Regions from separate parts of the Homo sapiens genome. Here region 1 is linked to region 2. The links are chromatin contacts, found by Hi-C or POLR2A ChIA-PET in ENCODE. All regions are on one chromosome and are shown on one strand. The core of a region is the stretch at or near the end of the contact, and the rest is flanking DNA. Distances in the headings are between cores, read along the strand shown.

Evidence for each region. A loop is a pair of places that touch in the nucleus more often than their neighbours do. ChIA-PET counts read pairs that join two places held with the same protein, here RNA polymerase II (POLR2A). Pooled maps may share reads with other maps.
Region 1: a loop to region 2 is called in a map with no recorded cell type, with 1.9 times the contacts of the local background. The contact joins two enhancer-like sites. A Hi-C loop is called at or near these places in 1 of 37 single-sample maps with no recorded cell type and 1 of 50 pooled maps. POLR2A ChIA-PET finds 5 or more read pairs at or near these places in 1 of 52 experiments (activated T-cell).

The regions. Positions count from the first base shown.
Region 1 is chr9:6,527,790-6,533,388 of GRCh38, reverse strand. It overlaps GLDC (glycine decarboxylase), which reads left to right. Exons shown (of 25, transcript NM_000170.3): 25 at 229-922. The coding sequence ends at 372. Among named protein-coding and RNA genes, the nearest start is that of GLDC, 120 kb to the left of the region's middle. Within about 2 kb of position 2,993, at least 2 of the 41 ENCODE cell types and tissues checked have a DNase peak (open chromatin) inside an H3K27ac peak, as active enhancers do.
Region 2 is chr9:6,195,500-6,201,134 of GRCh38, reverse strand. It overlaps the pseudogene GTF3AP1. Among named protein-coding and RNA genes, the nearest start is that of IL33, 17 kb to the left of the region's middle. Within about 2 kb of position 2,719, at least 2 of the 41 ENCODE cell types and tissues checked have a DNase peak (open chromatin) inside an H3K27ac peak, as active enhancers do.

The sequences.
Region 1 (5,599 bases), core at 1,744-4,243, 330 kb before region 2:
AGATATCAACAGCACATAGGGATGCTTAACAGGGGTGGTGATCAGGGACACGCCTCCTGGGAAATGCCTCTTTTTTTTAAATGGTAATGTAGGGTTGGATTTTAGGTTCTCAGAATATTTGCTGGGCTGATGGTGTCTTAGGTTGTGGGACTAGCATTGCCACCTCCTTTGCCCTAAGAGAAACCTCCCAGAACATCTCACAGCATTTCCATCTTTTGTCCTTTGCAGCCCTTCGTGAAACCAGAGAACAAATTCTGGCCAACGATTGCCCGGATTGATGACATATATGGAGATCAGCACCTGGTTTGTACCTGCCCACCCATGGAAGTTTATGAGTCTCCATTTTCTGAACAAAAGAGGGCGTCTTCTTAGTCCTCTGTCCCTAAGTTTAAAGGACTGATTTGATGCCTCTCCCCAGAGCATTTGATAAGCAAGAAAGATTTCATCTCCCACCCCAGCCTCAAGTAGGAGTTTTATATACTGTGTATATCTCTGTAATCTCTGTCAAGGTAAATGTAAATACAGTAGCTGGAGGGAGTCGAAGCTGATGGTTGGAAGACGGATTTGCTTTGGTATTCTGCTTCCACATGTGCCAGTTGCCTGGATTGGGAGCCATTTTGTGTTTTGCGTAGAAAGTTTTAGGAACTTTAACTTTTAATGTGGCAAGTTTGCAGATGTCATAGAGGCTATCCTGGAGACTTAATAGACATTTTTTTGTTCCAAAAGAGTCCATGTGGACTGTGCCATCTGTGGGAAATCCCAGGGCAAATGTTTACATTTTGTATACCCTGAAGAACTCTTTTTCCTCTAATATGCCTAATCTGTAATCACATTTCTGAGTGTTCTCCTCTTTTTCTGTGTGAGGTTTTTTTTTTTTTAATCTGCATTTATTAGTATTCTAATAAAAGCATCTTGATCGGAAGAATGCCTTTCTCTTGGTGTACTTTATAGTTTTACCACCGTTACAACCTAGATTCAGTGGGAGCTGAAGGGCAATGAGAACACCCAACCCAATAGCCATTGTTACATCATCAGTTTTGCCTTCGACTGGCTGAAGAAACAGTTGTCTTGGTCAACAGTGAAAACCACTTTGACCCTTTTTGTTGGAACTGAGTTAGAGTGCATGTAACTGTACTCCAGCTATGGAAGGTCAATCAAATAGCAATTTATCTTTTCTCATTTAAGTCCAGAGGTAATAAGCCAAGCACTGGTGCTCCTTCAGTTTTCCCGCTCTGCCCTCCTTTGCATAAAATTTTCATCCGCATGGTCTCAAGAAGGCTGTTGCATTTCCAGGCGTCTGACATACCCATTCTAGTTAGGATTAAAAGGGAAGAGCAAAGGCCAGGCGCGGTGGCTCATGCCTGTAATCCCAGCACTTTGGGAGGCTGAGGCGGGAGGATCACCTGAGGTCAGGAGTTGGAGACCAGCCTGGCCAACATGGTGAAACCCCATCTCTACTAAAAATACAAAAAATTAGCCGGGCATGGTGGTGCATACCTGTAGTCCCAGCTACTTGGGAGGCTGAGGTGGGAGAATTGCTTGAACCTGGGAGGCAGAGGTTGCAGTGAGCTGAGATTGCACCACTGCACTCCAGCCTGGGCAACAGAGTGAGACCTTGTCTCAAAAAAAAAAAAAAAAGAAGAGCAAAAGGCAGCTTCCACCCAAATCTGCTTCTTTTGAAATGTTTTCGAATATGTTCCACTCAGTAACTGCTGCAGCTGGCCAAAATTGGTTCAAATCTCACTCCCAGCTACAAGAAAGTGTGGGGAAGTCTGTTACCTGGGCATGTGACTGCCCCAAACAAAATCAGGAGTATGTTAATTTTTAAAAAGGTGGGGAGAATGGGTTTTAGGTTGGCAACTAGCATGCCTGCCACAAATGACTTTGCCTTAGAAGTAGCAAATGCTCTAATCATGACTACTTGGTTTCTTGCATGGCTGCTTCCTCCAACATTACTTAGTATCCCTAGGCTTTAATGCTAGTGATCTGGGTGCTCTATTGAATTATCTGCAAGTATTCCACTTATTTTTATATTTAAAAAGTTTATACAACAATTTACTTTAGCCTAACAAAGCAGTACAGAAGTGATGGGATTCACGGTTCCTTTTTTACACAATAATTAAATGATATCTATTAAATAGTGCATCTCAGGTATCAGGCAATTTTTTTTTTTTTTTTTTTTTTTTTTGAGACAGAGTCTCATTCTTGTCACCCAGGCTGGAGTGCATTGGTGCAATCTCGGCTCACTGCAACCTCTACCTCCCAGGTTCAAGTGATTCTCCTGCCTCAGTCTCCTGAGTAGCTGGGATTACAGGTGCCCACCACGAGGCCCAGCTAATTTGTGTACTTTTAGTAGATACGGGGTTTTGCCATGTTGGCCAGGCTGGTCTCGAACTCCTAACCTCAGGCCTCCAACTCCTGACCTCAGCCTCTCAAAGTGCTGGGATTACAGGCGTGAGTCACCATGCCCAGCTTGGTATTCTTTTAAGTGTTTGAAATACTACCTCATTTGACCCTCACAATGTTCCACTCTTACACATGTGGGGAAGGGTATGAAGAGATGCCTAAAGTCCCACTACCAGCCAGTAAGAGGGAGGGGCAGAATTTGGACCCAGCCTTACTGGCTCCAGTACCTATCAGCCAAAACAGGATACCCTGCTGCCATGGCAACTGCAGACCTGGGGACTCTGCCCTTCCTGAGTTGGAAACCCTGCTTAGTGCAAGCTAGCCATCAGGCCCTGGGACGGCCCCTTCCTAGGAAGGACAAGTGTATGACAGTAAATAATGGAAGCAAACAGCAATTCTTTTCTACTTACTTTACACAGTGTTTGTAGTTGAGTGCCAAGGTTGTTTCCATGGCTATTATCCATTACTTGCCCCCAGAACATAGCAGAGCCAAACATAGGCGATTAAGAGTCAAGTGAATCACTTGTCCTTCACTATTAATTGCTCATGTGTTACCTAACACTTGTGCCAGTCTTTCCCTGCCCCGGATCTTATCCTGAAAGGCACTGCCCCTTGAAGCCCTGTCCCCAGTCACCTTGCTTTACTAGTCATTCTCTGTATTTCATCCTAGCCATTTTCTGTATTTCATCATTTCAAAAATACCTTCTTCATATCCCCATGAAATAGGCTTTCTCTGTTATCTTCTATCTTGCCCCTTGGTTTGTTTCCTCCTGTACCCTGGGCACAACTGGTAATTTTTTTTTTTTTTTTTTTAACAGAGTCTTGCTCTTTTGCCCAGGCTGGAGTGCAGTGGCACGATCTCGGCTCACTGCAAGCTCCACCTGCCGGGTTCACACCATTCTCCTGCCTCAGCCTCCTGAGTTGCTGGGACTACAGGCGCCCACCACCACGCCTGGCTAATTTTTTGTATTTTTAGTAAAGGCGGGTTTCACCATGTTAGCCAGGATGGTCTCGATCTCCTGACCTCGTGATTCGCCCGCCTCGGCCTCCCAAAATGCTGGGATTACAGGCATGAGCCACCGCGCCCGGCCCACAATTAATTTTTTAATGTTCACTCAGTTTTTGTCTCTTTGTTTTGGTCTCTCTAGCAGAGACCGTATTTTACCCATTGTTGGATTCTCAGTGCTGAGCCGGGGCCTTCCAAGTAGTATGTGTTCAACAAATAAAAAGAAATATGGGTCGGGTGTGGTGATTCATGCCTGTAATCCCAGCACTTTGGGAGGCCGAGGCCCGTGGATTGCCTGAACTCAGGAGTTCAAGACCAACCTGGCCAACATGGTGAAACCTCGTCTCTACTAAAAATACAAAACACTAGCCGGACATGGTGGTGTGTGCCTGTAATCCCAGCTACTCAGGAGGCTGAGGCACAAGAATCGCTTGAACCCGGGAGGCAGAGTTTGCAGTGAGCCGAGATCACTCCACTGCACTCCAGCCTGGGTGACAGAGCAAGACTCTGTCTCAAAAAAAAAAAAAAAAAGAAAAAAGAAAAGAAATATGGTGGGCTGGGCACAGTGGCTCACCCCTATCATCTCAGTACTTTGAGAGGCTGAGGTGGGTGGATCACTTGAGGTCAGGAGTTCAAGACCAGCCTGGCCAACATAGAGAAACCCTGTCTCTACTAAAAATATAAAAATTAGCTGAGTGTGGCAGCACGTGCCTGTAATCCCAGCTACTCAGGAGGCTGAGGCAGGAGAATCACTTGAACCTGGGAGGCCGAGGCTGCAGTGAGCTGAGATCGGCCAATGCACTCCAGCCTGGCGACACAGCCAGACTCCATCTCAAAAAAAACAAAAAAACAAAAAACTGAATGATCTCAAAGAGGCGCATTGCCATGGAAACCCATATTTCCAATGTCTGCTGTGAGCAGTTCTGTTAAAGATATGTACAAAATGCCAGAGCTTGAAGATGGGGCCTCTGAAATGGCTTTGTGTAGAGTGTGTCCCCTAAAATTTTTCTGTTTATCATGGAAAAATATACATAATATATATTTGTGTATATATATACATAATATATGTATATATACATAATATATATCATATATACATAATATATACATATACATAATATATATCATGGAAAATATACATAATATACATAATATACAAAATATACATAATATACAAAATATACATAATATATATCATGGAAAAATATACATAATACAAAATGTAGCACTTTAACCATTCTCAGGAACAATGTATGAGTTAAGTACATTCACAATGTTGTGCATGTTTGAGCAGAGGTGGTTTTTTTTAGTCAAGTGAAGCAGCGGGAGTGGAGAGGAGCAGTTTTAAGACTGGGAGCCTGAGGCCATCATGCGCACCCATCCTATGAACTGGGTATCCCCTCTGCATCCTCACAGCCCTGGGCCCTAGCCACTTCCACCTGGGACCCACCACAGGCCACTGAGAGCAATCCTCACCTGGTAGCCTGGTGTGATAAAGAGCAAGAGCCCTGGCCCCATCTGAAAACCCATGAGACCTACGTGCTCCAGGAAACAGCCCAAACCCTGGCCAACGTCTGACCAACAGTTCTGTCGCGAGCCCTGCAAATCACTAAAAGGGCTCACGATTCAGCTTCTAAATTGTTTGTCTCAGATGGATTCATGCACCCCGCAGTGGCACCTAAATCCTTTTTCTAAATGAGGGGCACTAGTTTTGTCATTGGAAACCTGATGCCCCTTATCCAGATAAAGGGTTGCCTCTCAACTTGCATTGTTCACATTTCAGGGAACTTTCCATAACTCTAGGCCTTTAAGGGATAAGGCTGGTCTTAGTTAACCTTGCATCTTTTATGCAAGTCTTACCATTTTAAGAGAAAGCCCCCTTTTCCCTGGCTTTGGCCAGGGATCCTACAGTTAGTCCCAGACTGGCGCTTTGGCCTTGAGCTCTGATCTGCTTGGCTCCTTGCTCCTGCCAGCACTGAGTCAAAGAAGTCTCTCCCTGACCCTCCACTCTTCCCCAACCAACTAGGCAGCAAGATTGCTGAACTGAGTGGACCACATGGGAGCCCAGATCTGAGACAAGATATAGGGAAGGGAGTGAACATCCCAGGGATTAAAATGTCTGAGAGGTTGAAAATTGTGTTCAGAAGGCCAGGTGTGGTGGCTCACACCTGTAATCCCAGCACTTTG
Region 2 (5,635 bases), core at 1,470-3,969:
ACAATATTCTGTTATGTCAATATACCACATTCTATTTATTTATTCATAAGTTGGTGAACATTTTAATTGATTCCACCATCTGGCTATTGTGAATGGCATTACTGTAAACATTTAGGTACAAGTTTTCATTTAAATACCTGATTTCAATTCTTCGAGTATATACTTTGGGATGGAATTGCTGGGCCATATGGTAATACCATGTGTAACTTTTTGAGGAACCGCCAAACTGTTTTATGTAGTGGCTGCACCATTTTACACTCCCAACAGAATATATGAGGGTTGCTGTTTCAAACAAACCATGTTCTCTGGTCACAAGGCAATTAAGCTAGTCCTTACAATAAAAAGATTATGATAAAACACCATTAATTTGAAAAATCCAGGTCAGGAAAGAAGTCTAGTATTTTAGGACCATTACACCAGGGTGATTATTTCATAAGAAGTCAGGTCACAATCGAGATGATAAAGATCTATGTTCTTCACATAGACCAGACCAGCTAGTAGGAAGAAAAGAGACATTCTTTCATTAATAAGTTGTGTTTGCCTTCTTGTGAAGAAACTTTCGTGGAAAGAGACTGAGCTGAAATCGAAGCACCACCATTTCCTTCCTCCCCCTTTGAAAGGGACCAGAGTTTCCTCGTGGAGGACACTGAGCGGAAGCCAGAGCAGATCCCCTAGTGACAGGCATACGAAGTCTCAGGTGACGACAGGTTGCAAGATTCTGGATGACTTAGGGCTGAAATCTACATTGTATTGTGGAGAGGTAAGGATGGTATGTCTTGAGGAAGGGAACAGGGACACCAGGAAGTGATACATAGTGAGAGTTCTGTGAGGGGAAGATGATGGGATTGAGAAGAAGGGGGAGAGAGAGAGGAGCTGAGGGATAGAAGGAAGACATTCTAGAATGCCTACCATCCCCACATGGTATGAAGAGTGAGTTACGTGCTCCACAGCCAATTCTGAAAAATTTTACTTAACACTTTTTTTTTTAGAACACGTATTTAACCCTTTAGAAAAATAATCAGTGGGTCCTCCATTAGAGGTTTGCTCATTAGCATCCAGTATATAAACATGAAAATCTCTGGAAAATGTAGTCTACCTGTGCTCCTCATGCCCCTTGTTCAGTGATCACTGGACAGATCCCAACGCGCTGTATTGTGGATTTATGGGTGAAGAGAAGTGCTGGGCAGCAGACAACTGCCCTTCCTGGGAGATCATCAAGCCAATGTTTGATTTTACTCTCAACCTGTTTGCTAGTTCATTCTTTCTTTGATAAGAGATGTAGCTAGAAAGGAAAGTGCTGCCTGTCAATTGAATGGTGCCAGGATTTAGAACTGTCTAGTCTGCTATACACCAATAAGCCTCGTTTTTGTTTGTTTTGTGGAAATCACAGAGGCCAAGTTCCCTCTCTGTTTCCATCCCTGGTGCCTAGAAAAGTAATCCATAAGCTGCACTAATTGAGAAATAGCAGGTACAGTACTCCCTGCTTATTTGCAGTTTCACTTTCTGCAGTTAACAGTGGTCTGAAAATATTACAGTATTTTGAGAATGAGAGAGAGACCACATTCATATAAATTTGATTACAGTATTTTGTTATAACTATTCTATTTTATTAGTTATTATTAATCTCTTACTGTGCCTAATTTATAAACTAAACTTTATCAAAGGTATGTATGTATGGGGGGAAACAGTATAATATAGAGGGTTTGGTACTATCCATGGTTTCAGGCATCCACTGGGGGTCTTGGAATGTAACCCCCATGGATAAGGGGGACTACTATACTTGGCATCAAATGCCCAATCTTTTCTACAGTGAGCTCTCAGGCAAGTCTGGGACAGAAAATATTCTCTCCATGCACTACTACACTTGATTTTGCTCAGTAGTTTTCAGATTTTTCTTAAAAGCACAAACTTACATCAAATAAAATCTCAACACAGAATTCATACATGTCAACATATAGATGCAGAGCTCCTGTAGTCAAAGGAGAAGTAAGGGGAATAAGATCACTATTGCTTAAACTATCCCAGTTGCGGGAGGCCTCGAGATTCTAGGATTCTGCAGAAGAGATTTGAAAACCACCAATCTATAGGAATGTCCTGCATTGGTTCATACCTGAGAAAATTCTAAGAGAAACAGCATGTTCTAAGAGAAACAGCATGTTCTAAGAGAAACAGCCTTCAGTCTTCCCCTCCCAGGAAGTTATGACAGGTGCATATCACAAGCCAGGAGAGAAGATATGTGGGAGCTACACCAAAGAAGTGTTCTTCCTTGGAGTATTGCTGGACTGAGCGTGGTGAGAAATGAGGTGGGAGAAGATAAGTCGAGGATTTGTAGTCTGACTTTGGATACAGCTTCTGTACCAGTCTATGGTCCTTTCTTCCAGATCATCTATTGTTAGGGTGGTTACTTTGGGCAACTTCATCCCCGCCATGGAACACCCCCTACTCCTTTCCACTAGTGTCGTTTTCTCATGCCACTCCCCTATGCAGAGGCATTTCCCACTTGGGCTGCCCCAACTCACGTTATTTTTCCTTTCACGCAAGGCCTTATTGTTTAACTGATTCAGCAGTAAGTTTTACCAACTGTAAGGGATGTTTTATAGAGTCTGCAAATTTCCTTATTTCTAAGGTAAATAGCCTTGAGCAATGTTTACAATCTCAGGAAGAGTGGTTCAGATCAGGAAGAGTGGTTTACAATCTCGGGAAGAGCTAAGCGGATGCTAAGCTACTTGGCACACTCAGTGGTTGCATTCTTTTCATCATCCCAGGAGTGTGCTTTTCAAGGCTCAAGATTTCCTTTACTACCTGAAAACAGGAGAGAGATTTTATTACTTTTCTATTGCTTCCATAATAAATAACCACAAACCTAGTGGCTCAAACTAATACAAATGTATAATCTTACAGGTCAGAGAAGTCCAACACCAGGCTCACCAGACAAAGATCACGGTACTGGCAGGGTTGCATTTCTTTCAAGGATGGTGCTACTTTCTGTAGCCAAGAGTCAAGAAGGAGCAGAGACTGGGCCCAGAGAACACAGCTCTAGGAAGGGGTTGTTAGGCAGCAGCTAAGGATTCAGTACAGGGAATCTGCCAACCACAAAATCCTGGTAAGGAGGAAGCTCAGGAAAGAAAAGCTCTAACCTCAGTGTATGCCCCAAGAATGATTGATCCTTCAGTAGGGGTCCCTGGATGAGAAGACAGACATATGCAACAGACCTGTGGTGTCACCACACCTGCAGCTGAGCCACACAGCCACAGATGTACCACCTACCCCGAGCCCTTATGTAACGTGAAATAGGAAGTGATATTTATCGTAATAATCTGAGGTTGTTGGCCATGAAGCATCACTTAGTGAAAGCTCACTAAATCCCACCACCTTGACTGAGAGAAAGTTTGCCCAGTGGAGCAGCCTAGAAAGTCAGCCTCTGTGGTCATAAAGCAGGGTTGTGGGAGGTGGAGAGTGGGCCTGGAGGGGTGCACAGAGGCATCCAGCCAAAAGGCCAGGGGTTTCCTTTTTTAGGCTACTGCCCTCAGCAGTCATGTCTCTCTGAGGGCCAGGAATCTAGACTGAATTGAAGCTGGCGACATAATCCCTGGGTCACTCATGTCTTTCTAGAGTGACACTGCCTCCTGGAGGAAATCCCTGATGGTGCCTCATTTTTATTTCTTTTTTTTTTTTACATCCTCCGTGTCCAGTACCTGCTCATAGGAGACACAGTAAAGATATAGGTGTTGACCAAGTGCACATGGAAAACACATTGTTGTTCTGCATCAGTGATTTTAATTAAAAAATACGCCTCTGAAAGAAAGAAAGCTCACTGGTTTGTAGTCCTTTAAACAAAGTAATGTGATATTTAGTTGAGGTTTAAGTTATTGCACCACGTCTCTAGTACAGTTCAGTGTCTTTCTATTTTTAGACAAAGGTAAACCTTATTTTTGTTTCCTTTCAGAAGGGGTATATCCACTGAGACCAGAGGCCAAACTCCCTTTGTACTTTTCTTTTTATTTTATTTTTTTTGAGATGGAGTCTTGCTTCATCACCCAGGCTGGAGTGCAATGGCGTGACTGGAATCACTGCAACCTCTGCCTCCCGGATTCAAGCAATTCTCCTGCCTCAGCCTCCCGAGTAGCTGGGACTACAGGCGCACGCCACCATGCCCAGCTAATTTTTCTATTTTTAGTAGAGACGGGGTTTTGCCATATTGCCCAGGCTGGTCTCAAACTCTTAACCTCAATGATCTGCCTGCCTCAGCCTTCCAAAGTGGCATGAGCCATTACACCCCACCGAACTCCGTTTTTCATGAGTTGGTTTTACTCTGAGTTTAATTTTCTTCTTGTTGCAATGGTATGTCTATGTGAGACTTTCATTGCAGACCTTTTGCCACAGCCAGGATGGTCACACACAAATAGGTGCCTTTCCTCATGAAAAGAGAGGATACAGCTCTGTAGATTAAATACAGTCATGTGGGTTCTACCACAGCCTTCTCTTGAACATTGGCAAATATTTCTCTCTGGAGCAAGAGTTTTCATATATTGCTTAAGATAATCTTTGTGTTTAAAAATTTTCTGCCATATTCACATGTTATTTCCTCTATATGGGTTTTTTTTCCTCACATATTTCAGAAGTTCAACCCATGTTTTTGCCACAAAGGAACATCTCTTTTGACATCTAGCCCTCCTGAACCTCCGTGTGTCGTTTCAGCCTGCTGGGTCAGGCAGTATTTCCCACATCCTTTCTGGGTTCATTGGTATGCTGGCACTGATGGATTTTCAGCTACTGATCCTTAAAGATCTTTTTACAGCCTTCAAAATTGCATATATGTTGTTTGCTGAATCTCATCTTTGTGTTCAAAATATTTCTTCAAGTTTGATTTTGTGTTGAATTTTCTGTCACAGCCACTAGTGCATAAACAGCTTTTCTCCCATATGAATCAGGATGTTGTGACTCAGGTGGTAGACCCTGAGGAAAATCTTGCCACACCCTTCATAGTCACAAATGAATGGTCTCTTCCTCGTGTGCTTGCATAGGTGCTCTTCAAGCATCTGGACCTTATTGTAATTGGTGCTACATACAGTCCTGGAAGGAGCAGATGAACTTCTTAGAGAGTGCAGGGGAAGGAGGGGACAAGGGAGTGGGACTGGTCTCTAGCGGGCCACGAGAAATGCCTAGGCAATGCTCAGGGGTGACAATGCCTCGGCACCCACCCAGATCAGGTATGCAGCCACATGGGTGCACCAGCATATGGACCCAACACACAAAGCCAGCTACTTCCAAGAGCTCATTCTGGTGCCACCAGGCCCTGGCCTGTAAACACTTATTTCTGACCCACTAGTTTCACAGAATCATCATATTATATAATTTTCCTATTGCTTTTCCACCCCATACAAGACCTTCTGGGGTTATCTCTTTAAAAAATTAATTTGAAAAGGCCCTTTTTCCCATTTTCAAAATATTTGTTGATCTAACTGTGGTATTGAAACTGCCTTTGCAAAAATTGTAACAGTGAGAAAATTATGATGTGAAAGAGATCTCACCTAACTGACTCCATCTTATTTCCAACCTCCAAACTGCCCTTGTTCATTCCTGGGCAAAGGCCAAACTAACTTTTGGGAGGACTTCAGTTTGTAGTTTAACTTTG